Linked DNA regions of Homo sapiens: region 1 is linked to region 2. Evidence: read pairs that join two places in POLR2A ChIA-PET (ENCODE). Cell type or tissue: PC-3. All regions are shown on one strand. Each heading gives the region's core, and the rest is flanking DNA. Links, peaks and the distances in the headings are about the cores only.

Evidence for each region. ChIA-PET counts read pairs that join two places held together with the same protein. Peaks named below come from ENCODE experiments on the same cell type or tissue, not always from the same donor. Only the 100,000 strongest peaks of a DNase experiment are listed, where the experiment ranks them.
Region 1: POLR2A ChIA-PET joins it to region 2 with 6 read pairs; 2 of 35 experiments call an interaction of 5 or more read pairs at or near these places.

The regions. Positions count from the first base shown.
Region 1 is chr7:17,323,464-17,328,856 of GRCh38, reverse strand. AHR (aryl hydrocarbon receptor) reads right to left here. Exons shown (of 11, transcript NM_001621.5): 4 at 1,009-1,098. Among named protein-coding and RNA genes, the nearest start is that of AHR, 28 kb to the right of the region's middle. In PC-3, for the core only: no CTCF peak of the experiment used is centred there; DNase peaks (open chromatin) are centred at 2,246 and 3,286; H3K27ac peaks cover 2,372 bases.
Region 2 is chr7:17,649,411-17,654,803 of GRCh38, reverse strand. No RefSeq gene overlaps it. Among named protein-coding and RNA genes, the nearest start is that of LINC02889, 93 kb to the right of the region's middle. In PC-3, for the core only: no CTCF peak of the experiment used is centred there; a DNase peak (open chromatin) is centred at 2,773; H3K27ac peaks cover 502 bases.

The DNA.
Region 1 (5,393 bases), core at 210-5,209, 330 kb after region 2:
TCCTAGGAACCTAATCTTCTAGTATTAAATCATCTTGATGCCAACCATTACACAATTTCCAAAAGTTGCATCTGAAACACAAGTTGAAATATACACACCCCCTGTAACAAAACCCTTCAGTGGTTTCCACTGGGTATATAATATAGTTGAAGCTCTAGTCTATATAACTGTTATTAAGACCAGCAGCCTTGTGAGCTTAATAGAAATGCAAATTCATGGGCCCCACTGTGAACTACTGATTCAGAATATCTGACAATGGGGCTCACAGGGATGACCAAGTTTTATCAAGGTCTTCAGGTGATTCTTGTGCACAGTACAATTTGAGAACCAGATATATGAGAATAGCAAGCATTCAAATGTTACAATCTGTTCTCAAACCATAAAAGATGTTCTTGCCCTTCCAATATATCAAATATTTATAATTCCATCTATTCACTGTTCATTCAATAACATCAAACAAGTCAGACACGTCTGTTTCCTTCAATGACTTCCAGTCTAATGCTTACAGTACTTCAATATTCCTATGTTTTCTTGACCACCCACCTGTTACACATTATTTAGGTCAGCTTACATACCATTTGATTTAGGGTAACTTCCATAATCCAAATAAATCAGAATTAAAGGTATAAATCATAGGATTTTACTTGTACTTTTTAACAGCATCTCATTCATTTCATAGTTGTCATATATCCTCTGCTATCCATAAGTTATTTGATAGCAAATAATTTTGTATCTTCTCCCCTAGACCCTACGTGCCTGAAAGTTTCTTATATATAAGATTCTTGATAAGCGAAAGAAGAAACACAGTAACCATGAATCACATAAAGGTTTAAAGGAATTATAGTGCAGTAAATTATTAATATTAGAAAAAATTATTAGCTACAAATACATACTGTATTCTACAGCATATATTGATACTTTATACATACAAATGGCCAACTGTGTCCTAAATATATATAAAAAGTAAATGATATAATAATATAAATGATATAAATAATATATACTTACCTGCTGAAACCCTAGATAATCTTGTATAGTAGAAGAAGCATAAAAGACCAAAGCATCTGTAGTGACAACTAATACAAAGCCATTCAGAGCCTACAAGGAAAGGAAGTTCTAAAATTAGTAATATGACTTAATATTGACCATCAGATAAAGGTTATTACTTTTATCTCTGAAAATTCTTCTCTTCAAAATAGTTAAAATTGTCACATTTCACAAACACAGCCAAAACATACACTCCTGGACTAAGAAATATCTATTCATACCTTTTGATTTGTCTATGGAAAAATGGCTAAATTTAATGCTCAATCAGAATAACTTTGGTAGAATATGGAATTCATCTTCTTCATGTTTCAGATTTTCTCTTTTAAATATATTGTATATATTTTTTAAAAAACAAACTAGACATCATTCACTATAGTCTATCACACTGCTTTTTTTTAGAGGGAAACAGGAGGCAAAGATGTTGATTAGATTCTTAAACTGGGAACATTAATAGAAAACTCTTCTTGTACAAAGACATTTCAAGCACTGATGCTAACATTTTAAGTCACAGAACATTTTAAGACTTTTACAGGAAAACACTATATATATAAAATATACATGTAATTAAACTATAATACACATGTAAAGCAAGCATACAGTGAATTTAGTCCACTAAAATTTAATGTCATTATGAACACATACCTAAATTTATCATTTTATATGTGTTATTTCTATTTGTTCACAGCACATTCACATGTATAATGTTTCTTTTTCTCTCTGTTTTGCCTACTTTGGGTCCATTATTTTTTATTAGCCCATACTCTTTAGTTTGGATGTTATAGTTTCTTTTCCTATTACTGGATAATTCAAGTCCAATATCAACTAATACCTTTATTCTCCTCTTGGATAACAATAGTATCATAGATCACTTTATTATTATCATATATTTTAATTCTACAAGCCCTCACTATTTTCTCCTTGAGTTCAATTTGGTACTTGATCTATTCTTTACTATGTGATCACAGCTAATGTCTTCTAACACCCTGTTTTTCATGTAAGGAGAAACACAGTATGGTTTAGTTTAAGAATTGTACTGTGTAGTCAGACAGATTTGGTCTGGACTCCTGTCTCTGTCTATTACTAGCTGTGTGGCTTTGGTTAAGCTATTTACTGCTTTTTAGGCTTCAGTGTTATTTCAAAAACTGGCACTTCATCAGGTAGATATAATGACGATATCCCACCTAACTCAATGCTTGGCACAGAGCCAGCACTCAGTGTAATAAGGTACAATGTTATATGGTTGTAGAAATGAGCAAATAAAGATTTATATCACCATGCTTTGAGAACTATAAAGAGCTATATAAATAATAGTGATTCATTTATTCAACACGTAATAAACTATTACATACCCAAGAGGAGATATGTATGCTAAGTACTGGGATTTAAGAGTTAACAAGTCTTTGCCCTAGTGCTTATGCTGCTCACATATAGTCCAGTCGATATCTTCATTATCAGATGAAATAAATGAAATACAGTGACTGTCTCTCTTTCCACTCCAATTACTTTCCACCTTCAAGATTCTTGATCTATATTATACTTCTAAGAACTTGACTACAAAGATAACAACTATTATTTAGTATTCCTTTTTCTAAATGTTTTTATGTATTTGAGTGGTTTCTTCTCCCAAAAACCCAATGAGGTAAGTGCCATGTTCCAGTTTTACAATAGAAGAAACTGAGGTCAAGGACTATACCTTTAAAAGTAACTTGCCCAAGGTCACATAGCCAGAAAATGGCTGATCCAGGAGATAAATTCAGTCTGGCTCCAAAGCGTACTCACTTAAATAACATGATATGCTGCCTTTATGTGTTATCGATCCCAAATTGGTGCATGGTTCTGACTGTTTTGTTCTATTTTTTTACTTTTAAGTTCAGTGGTACAAGTGCAGGTTTGTTACATAGGTAAACTTGTGTCATGAGGGTTTGTTGTACAGATTATTTCATCACCCAGGTATTAAGCCTAGTACTTATCAGTTATTTTTCCTGATCCTCTCTCCCTCCTCCCACCCTGCAGCCTCTAAACGGCCCCAGTGTGTGTTGTTCCCCTCTGTGTGTCCATGTGTTCTCATCATTTAGCTCTCACTTATAAGGGAGAACATGTGGTATTTGGTTTTTCTGTTCCTGTGGTAGCTTGCTAAGGATAATGGCCTCCGGCTCCATCCATGTCCCTTTAACCACAAGCAGGCTCTCAGGTTTTTGACTGCAAATATGATATGTAATACCTGGCAATTCTCTTAGGATAAACAATGGTGATTCTACCCATAAGAACTTGAATAGTTAATGACTAACACATTCAAAATTGGATATTCTTAAATTCTCTTGGCAGTAACACTATATATCCGTCATTGCACTGATTCATCCTGAAAATATCTGCTTCTAGGGAAGATTATCCATTGATCACATTCATATTATTTTGTAGAACATCATACTTTTTCAAACAGTGAAACAAATTTAGTCACATTCCAATAAACTCATTGGTGTACATGCCAGAAGACAGAAGGATAATTTAAGTACAGTTATCAAATCTCTTTAGACAAATGTTATTATCAGAAATAAAAATCTAGAAACGATAGATGCACATCAATTTTTATATATCTCAAATGATCTCAAGTACCAGGAGACCCAAGGTTATTACTTGTATTGATTTCTCTCAATAAATTAACAGAAGGAATTAATATGCTAATTAAATAAAAGAGATCATCATTCTTTTAGTCACAAAGATTCACTCAACCTATCTGAAAATTTTGTTAAGCTCACTTATTATTTCAGAGAAACTGCAATACTGTTATATAAAATTTCAACTCCTGTCACTGAAAAACAAAGCTGCAAGATTTTAACAATACAGTATTAAATAGCAAGAGATATATTTTAAACTTATGAAATAAACATGTGAAGTAAATAAAGACACAGTTATTCACATTGTTTCATTTTTATTCCTTGTAAAATAGTAATAAATTGAAGCTAACCTAGAAAGATGTCTTAAACTTTTAATAAATTTTTTTTTTTTTTCAGATGGAGTCTCGCATTGTCACCCGGGCTGGAGTGCAGTGGTGTGATCTCTGCTCACTGCAACTACTGCCTCCTGGCTTCAAGCGATTCTCGGGCCTCAGCCTCCTGGGTATCTAGGATTACAGGCACCCGCCACCACACCCAGCTAATTTTTTGTATTTTTAGTAGAGATGGGGTTTCCCTATGTTGGCCAGGCTGGTCTTGAACTCCTGACCTCGTGATCTGCCCGCCTTGGCCTCCCAAAGTGCTGGGATCACAGGCGTGAGCCACCGCACCTGGCCTTTAATAAAAATTTTTGTAACATTTTCTTCATATGCCTTTGTTAAGCAAAGGAAAATATTTCTCCTCAAAAGTTTTAGGCCATATGGTATACAGAACCTCTGGTAACACCTTTCACACTGTAGTGGTAATTGGCTGATAACCGTCGGTTGCAATATAAAGTCAGATGTCATTATGCAATTGTTATAATCAAACAGCCATTTCCACATATCTATAATGTTTTTAGTCATCTTCTTCATAAAAAGATAACATATAAGCACAATCCTAAGAAAATCATAGAGAATGTGAGTCTTCCTATTAAAAGAGCAATCTACAAATGGTATTCAATATAAACAGGTAAGTTTATTTTAACTTCTTAAGGGTTACCAATTTGCAGATAATTTAAAATATATATATTCCATATAATTATAGCTTTACAGCTTTGCATTCATATTATTGTTATTCTGTTTCCCTGACATAGGGTATGTACACAATTTGCCTAAATGTTTTGGGAAAAAAATAAAAATGGCCCATAATTTAAACCAACTTGCCAAGTGTTACGTCAATCAGTACATATCTGTCTATTTCACCTGAAATACGGGATTTCATTAGGCCCTTAGTAGAAAACCCAAGAGGTGTGTTTAATCATCTTAAATAGCAATTATTAAAATGCTTTCCTATGACCTGAATAAGGAGTCTTTATGTTTGGGTTTACATATACATGAAGATCCTCAGTTGGGGCTAGGGGAGGACTCATGCTTTAATAGATTTACTTTGTTTAACATAAGTTAATTTTTGCTAACAGGACTTTGAATGTGATTACACAATTGTAATAAAAATGTTATATTATTAGGCACATCACCATCCACTGAATGAACTAGTGGAGTTACCGAAACTTAGGGTTACTTTTTGTAACAATGGTGAAGTTTTTCTAGTCAGTTCAGTGGGTGAAACTGATAATGATCACATAGCGGTGACAGCACACATGGCACACATCTTTATTCTATCTTTTTTCAACAAAATAAGTATCTGAGAATTTTAAGTGAGAATCAATCATGGCATCAATTCTAAAAAAAAGAG
Region 2 (5,393 bases), core at 68-5,067:
AAAGCAGACTCAAGTAAAGGCAATTCTACCTTTAAAGTGAGATCTCAGGCAATGATGGATCCTTTGTTTTTTAAGTGATGTCTTATCCTGTGCATCTGGCAATCTTAGAACACTTCCGTTGAATTTATTTTTCTAACAGAACATGGTAGGTCTATCTATGTGGGCTTTGGGTTTTTAGGTCAAACTAGTTTCTTTGGAGAGGAAGACACTTTCTGTGATTGGGTTTACAGTCTATTCAAAGAGTATATCCCTGTTCCTCATAGGATCAATTGAGTTATGCCTCAAGACAAGGGGTTTATAAGAGGAGATTTCAACCTTATTGTCATCAGGGTGATGAAGCACAGTGACACAACCTTTGTGAACTGGGTTGGGGATCTTTTAGCAGGATGGTGGTGGAATTCTTTTTAAGGAAAACAGTGTTACTAAGGACATAGGCATATTATTGGTTGTTGAATTTGTGGTTGTGGTGGCTAGGAAAGACAGAGGATTTGATGACCTATGATACAGGGTGGATAAGGCTATATTATTGTCTCATTGTTAAATGCATGAAATGGAGAATGAAACTGGATAAATACCTCGGCAGAGGATGATTGAAGAAAAAGCCAAAGTTGCTGTATTCACAGATTATTACCAGGTGTGGTTTTAGTTTGACTCTTTCATATTATCGTACAGTAAACCACACATACATTTAGAAGAAAAGTGTTTTATAGGTGACCTGATTGTAATGAATTTCACTTAGCATCACAGGATACTAGTTTGTGAGAATTATAGTAGCTTCTTGCAAACTATTCATGAGCTGACACATGGCCCAGTGGGTTTGGCATCCTTGCTTCTCAGAGTGCAAATTGACCTTAATGTTGTCAGCAGTGTTCACCATATAAGAATGAATAGATGGTTGTTATGGCCTGAATTTGGTACCCCTGAAGTTTATATATGGAAATCCTAACCCCTAGTCCTTCAAAATGTGACCTTATTTCAAGGCAAAGTCTTTACAGAGGTAATCAAATTAAAATGGGGTCATTAGGACTGGCCCTAATCCGTCACGACTGGTGTCTGATCAACAGGGGGAAATTTGAACAAAGAGATATGCATAGAGGAAAGGCAATGTGAAGAGACACCAGGAGAAGATGACTGTCTCCAAGCCAGGGAGAGAGGACTGCAACAGATCCTTCTCTCACAGCCCTCAGAAGGAACTAACTCCGCCAATGCCTTATCTCTGACTTCTAGCCTCCACAGCGCTGTGATACAATGAATTTCTGTTGTCTAAGCCACCCATTTTGTGATACTTTGTTACAGCAGCCACAATAAAGTAATAAAAGGGTCTTTGCTGAACTACTGTCATAGACTGACTTGGTAGGAGAAACATGTTAGGAGCAGTGGGCCATCAGGAAACTCCTTGAAGCTGTGAGACTGTTAGATAGGGTGGGCAATCGGTTCTTGTCTTTATCCATTTTGTGGAAAGACACAAACACCACCCAGCTGAGCAGAATAGGGCAAGGCAGCTGACCTAGCCAAAGGCCTCCTAGGAGCTTTTACCCAGCGCTCATCTGAATGGGAGGGGTTTAGGAGAAGTTGAATTTCCTACGTGAGCTGTAAAGAGATGTTATGGCTTCCAAAGAGATTATTTGAGGTGCATAGATGGTTTGGAAGAAAAACTCGTAAACGCTAACTTTTGCCATTGGCATTTAAAGAAAGTTAATAATCTGCAACAGTTATTTTATACTCCACTGCTCTGAAAGATTATGGTTACATAATCAAAGTAAGATTACATACTCTGAAAGATTATGAGATATAAAGAATATGTATAAACCTTAGTATTTTAGTTCATGTTTAGGACTTCTGAAAGTCTGCCCTATTTCTCCCTCTGCCTCTCTGTCTCTTTGTCCCTGTGAATTATGTGGGTGACAGTGCACTTTTTTTTTTTTAGATGGAGTCTCGCTCTGTTGCCCGGCTGCAGTACAGTGGCGCGATCTCAGCTCACTGCAATGCAACCTCTGCCTCCTGGGTTCAAGCGATTCTCCTGCCTCAGCCTCCTGAGTAGCTGGGACTATAGGAGCCCACCACCACGTCCAGCTAATTTTTGTACTTTTAGTAGAGACGAAGTTTCACCATGTTGGCCAGGATGGTCTCGATATCCTGATCTCGTGATCGGCTCACCTCAGCCTCCCAAAGTGCTGGGATTACAGGCATGAGCTACTGTGTCTGGCCGACAGTGCACATGTTTTGATCCTTGACTCATCCTATTACCTATTTGCTGTTATGTTTATGTTGAAAAAATGTTGCTGCTGTTAATATGGCTGCTATCCTAATGTACAAAACAAAGGATGTCCAAGTGTTACCTCCCAAGCAAAGAGATCTTATTAATGGTGGAAGTGAAAAGCCCCAAGACACTCACTGAGTGAGTGAGGCTACAAGAGGGGCCCCAGGCCTGTAAACAATCTGTTATCATTGATGTCTTTCCAGTTTCTCCCACCAGTGTATAATTTAAAACTCAGTTGGCCTGTGCTTTTTGACTTGATTACAACAGTTCCCAGCCTGTGAGGCGTTAAGCCAAAGTGGTTTTCATTAATTTGCCTTCTCCCTGAAGATTTTAGGCTTGCTGTTTCAAAGAAAGCTAGATACCACAATGAGCCAACTATTTGGTGAGAAGTTTCTCCTCGGGGAGAGAGCTGTTTGCTGCAATTCCAGCCTTCCAAATGTCAAACGTTACTCATTCTAGCTTTGGCTCTTGTAAATATGTGTAGTCCTTTTTATTTTAATTTGAGAGTGTTTGCCTCCACTGGTAGCTCAGGGAATTTTTACTTGCCGTTTGAAATCTAACCCTGGAACACAAAAAGTATGACTAATCCTACTTACTGGAATTTCAGTGTTTTCATCAAGGCTGCCTTTTCCATTTCCAATTTTATATAATAAGGGCAAAATACCAACTGGCAAACATATTCCTTTTTTTTCTTGGTTGCTGTACATTAAACTATCTACTGTGTTATAATAAAAAGTGATGCTTCATAATAGTGATTTTTGCAATTGAGACAAAACAGTTTCCAAGGGTATTTAAAGAGTGGATAGTTCATGATATGAATCCCCAGCTAATATATTTACACAAAGAAGCCTAAAGGTTTCAGCTGCTTTTCATCTTCTGTATGGCAAAGATATTAGGTTATCTCTAGGCAAGAAGAATGGTTAATACACTAGAGTCACAGCCAATGGAAAGATTTTAGAACAATATACAAACACTCGTGCCATAACACTGACTTAGTTAAGCAATTATTGTGATGACCATTGGAAAGATGAGAGTATCAGCTAACGCAAACCAAGTTTTTGTCTTCTTTCATAGGAATCCTTTATCATTTCCTTATGTCTTAGAGCTCCAAATGTGGATTTCTGGAATGCTGTTGGGAAGATCTCATATGAGGAAGCTCTAGTGGAATTGGGTTGAGACTTACTGACCAGGCAGTTCTTTAAAGACAATATCTGAGTAGCTTAGAGGGAATATAGGTACTAATTTGGAATGACCTAAAAAGAGATTTCCAATCCTTTCTGCTTTAAGCAATCACCTGGAGATTTGAAAAATGTAGATCTCCAGTTCCCATTCCCAGAGTTTCCAGTTCAGTGGGTCAGTGTACCTATGTTTGCTTCCAGATTATTCTGGGTGCTGTCACAACTGGGAACCCCTGGCTCCAGTTGTCAGTTTGTAACTGTATCTACAAAGAAATTATTATGAATTATTGGATCTGCAGGGGCTGCGGAATTTGGCATGTAAAGGAAAACTTTTTGCTTTGTGGTTTAATCTGCAGATCACCCTAAATCTCTTGTTGTTAGTATGGCTTCTTTGACTCCTCATGGCCTGACACACTTGTGGGTCAATTACTAAGCACTCAGCTGGAACTACTATGACCTGGCCCCGGGTGGATATCAGAAACACCTGTGGAGCTACTTGAAACTAGATTATTTTTTTCCAGAATTCCTGAATCACAGTCTTAGGGAGGGGTCCAGATATCCATTCTTCTATAAGCTTCATCGTTGATTTTGAAAAGCAGCTAATTTTGAGAATCTCTGAGTTATACTAATGGGGAGGAATATTGATTGACTGGCATTGGATACTAATTGAAGCTATAGAGAAATCACGTTAATTTGATTAAGATGATTAAAACTATTCATTTCACTATTCTATGATTTAGGCTTTGTGTTTGATCAACAGATATTTGGTAATGGTCATATGACCATTACAAGAGGGGGCAGAACTCTTTACCACTTGAAGTATATAAAAGCTTTCAGATACAGCTTAAGGTGAATCTTTAAGGCAAATATTTCCTTAGAACCTGAATAGGGAGTGAAGTAGGGGGGCATACCGTTCCGGGTGAAAAGGACAAAATGAATGAAGTGATTAAGATGGGAACTAGAATTCTGTGCTAGTAAGACAATGTGTCTTAGAGCTCCAAATATGGATTTCTGGAATGCTGCTGGGAATAACTTGTATGAGGAAGCTCTAGTGGCATTGAGTTGAGACTTACTGACCAGGCAGTTCTTTTAAGGCAAGATCTGAGTAGCTTAAAGGGAATATTGATATTAATTGACCTAAAAAGAGATTTCTAAACCTGGAAGACAATGTGTTTTCCATATATAGTGGGAAATAATGGAATATAAAATGTACAAAGTGGACTGGGGTCTTGGAAGTGGCTTGAAGTTGAAAGAAATCAGAAGCCATTACAGCATTTTTGTTGTATCAATTTACAGGAGTAAAGTGAAAACATTTTCTTTTTTTTTTTTTTTTTTGAGATGGAGTCTTGCTCTGTCGCCCAGGCTGGAGTGCAGTGGCGTGATTTCGGCTCACTGCAAACTCCGCCTCCCGGGTTCATCCCATTCTCCTGCCTCAGCCTCCTGGGCAGCTGGGACTACAGGCGCCTGCCACCATGCCAGGCTAATTATTTTTTTGTATTTTTAGTAGAGAGGGGGTTTCACCTTGTTAGCCAGGATGGTCTCGATCTCCTGACGTCATGATCCACCGGCCTCAGCCTCCCAAAGTGCTGGGATTACAGGCTTGAGCCACCGTGCCCGGCCAGTGAAAACATTTTCTCTTGGTAGGGTAGGCAGAAGTTCAGAGGCAGGGCTGTGGCAGTAATGCAGACTAAAGAGATGAGACTTGGTCTAGTAGTGCTGGGGGATTGGAGCAGGATAGATTTGGCAAACATGTATGGAAGTAGTCTAAATGAAAATTATTTTATTTGCAGATTATTTATACATTTTCTGCTTAAGAAAAAATTATCCTGCAGAAGAGGGCATAAAATATCTATCTCTGCAACTGCATAATAACTTCTTTGGTCAAACTGGTTTATTGTTTAAATGGTCAGCAAAAACATTCAGAATCAGCATTAGCAAGATATTTGGTTATGTTC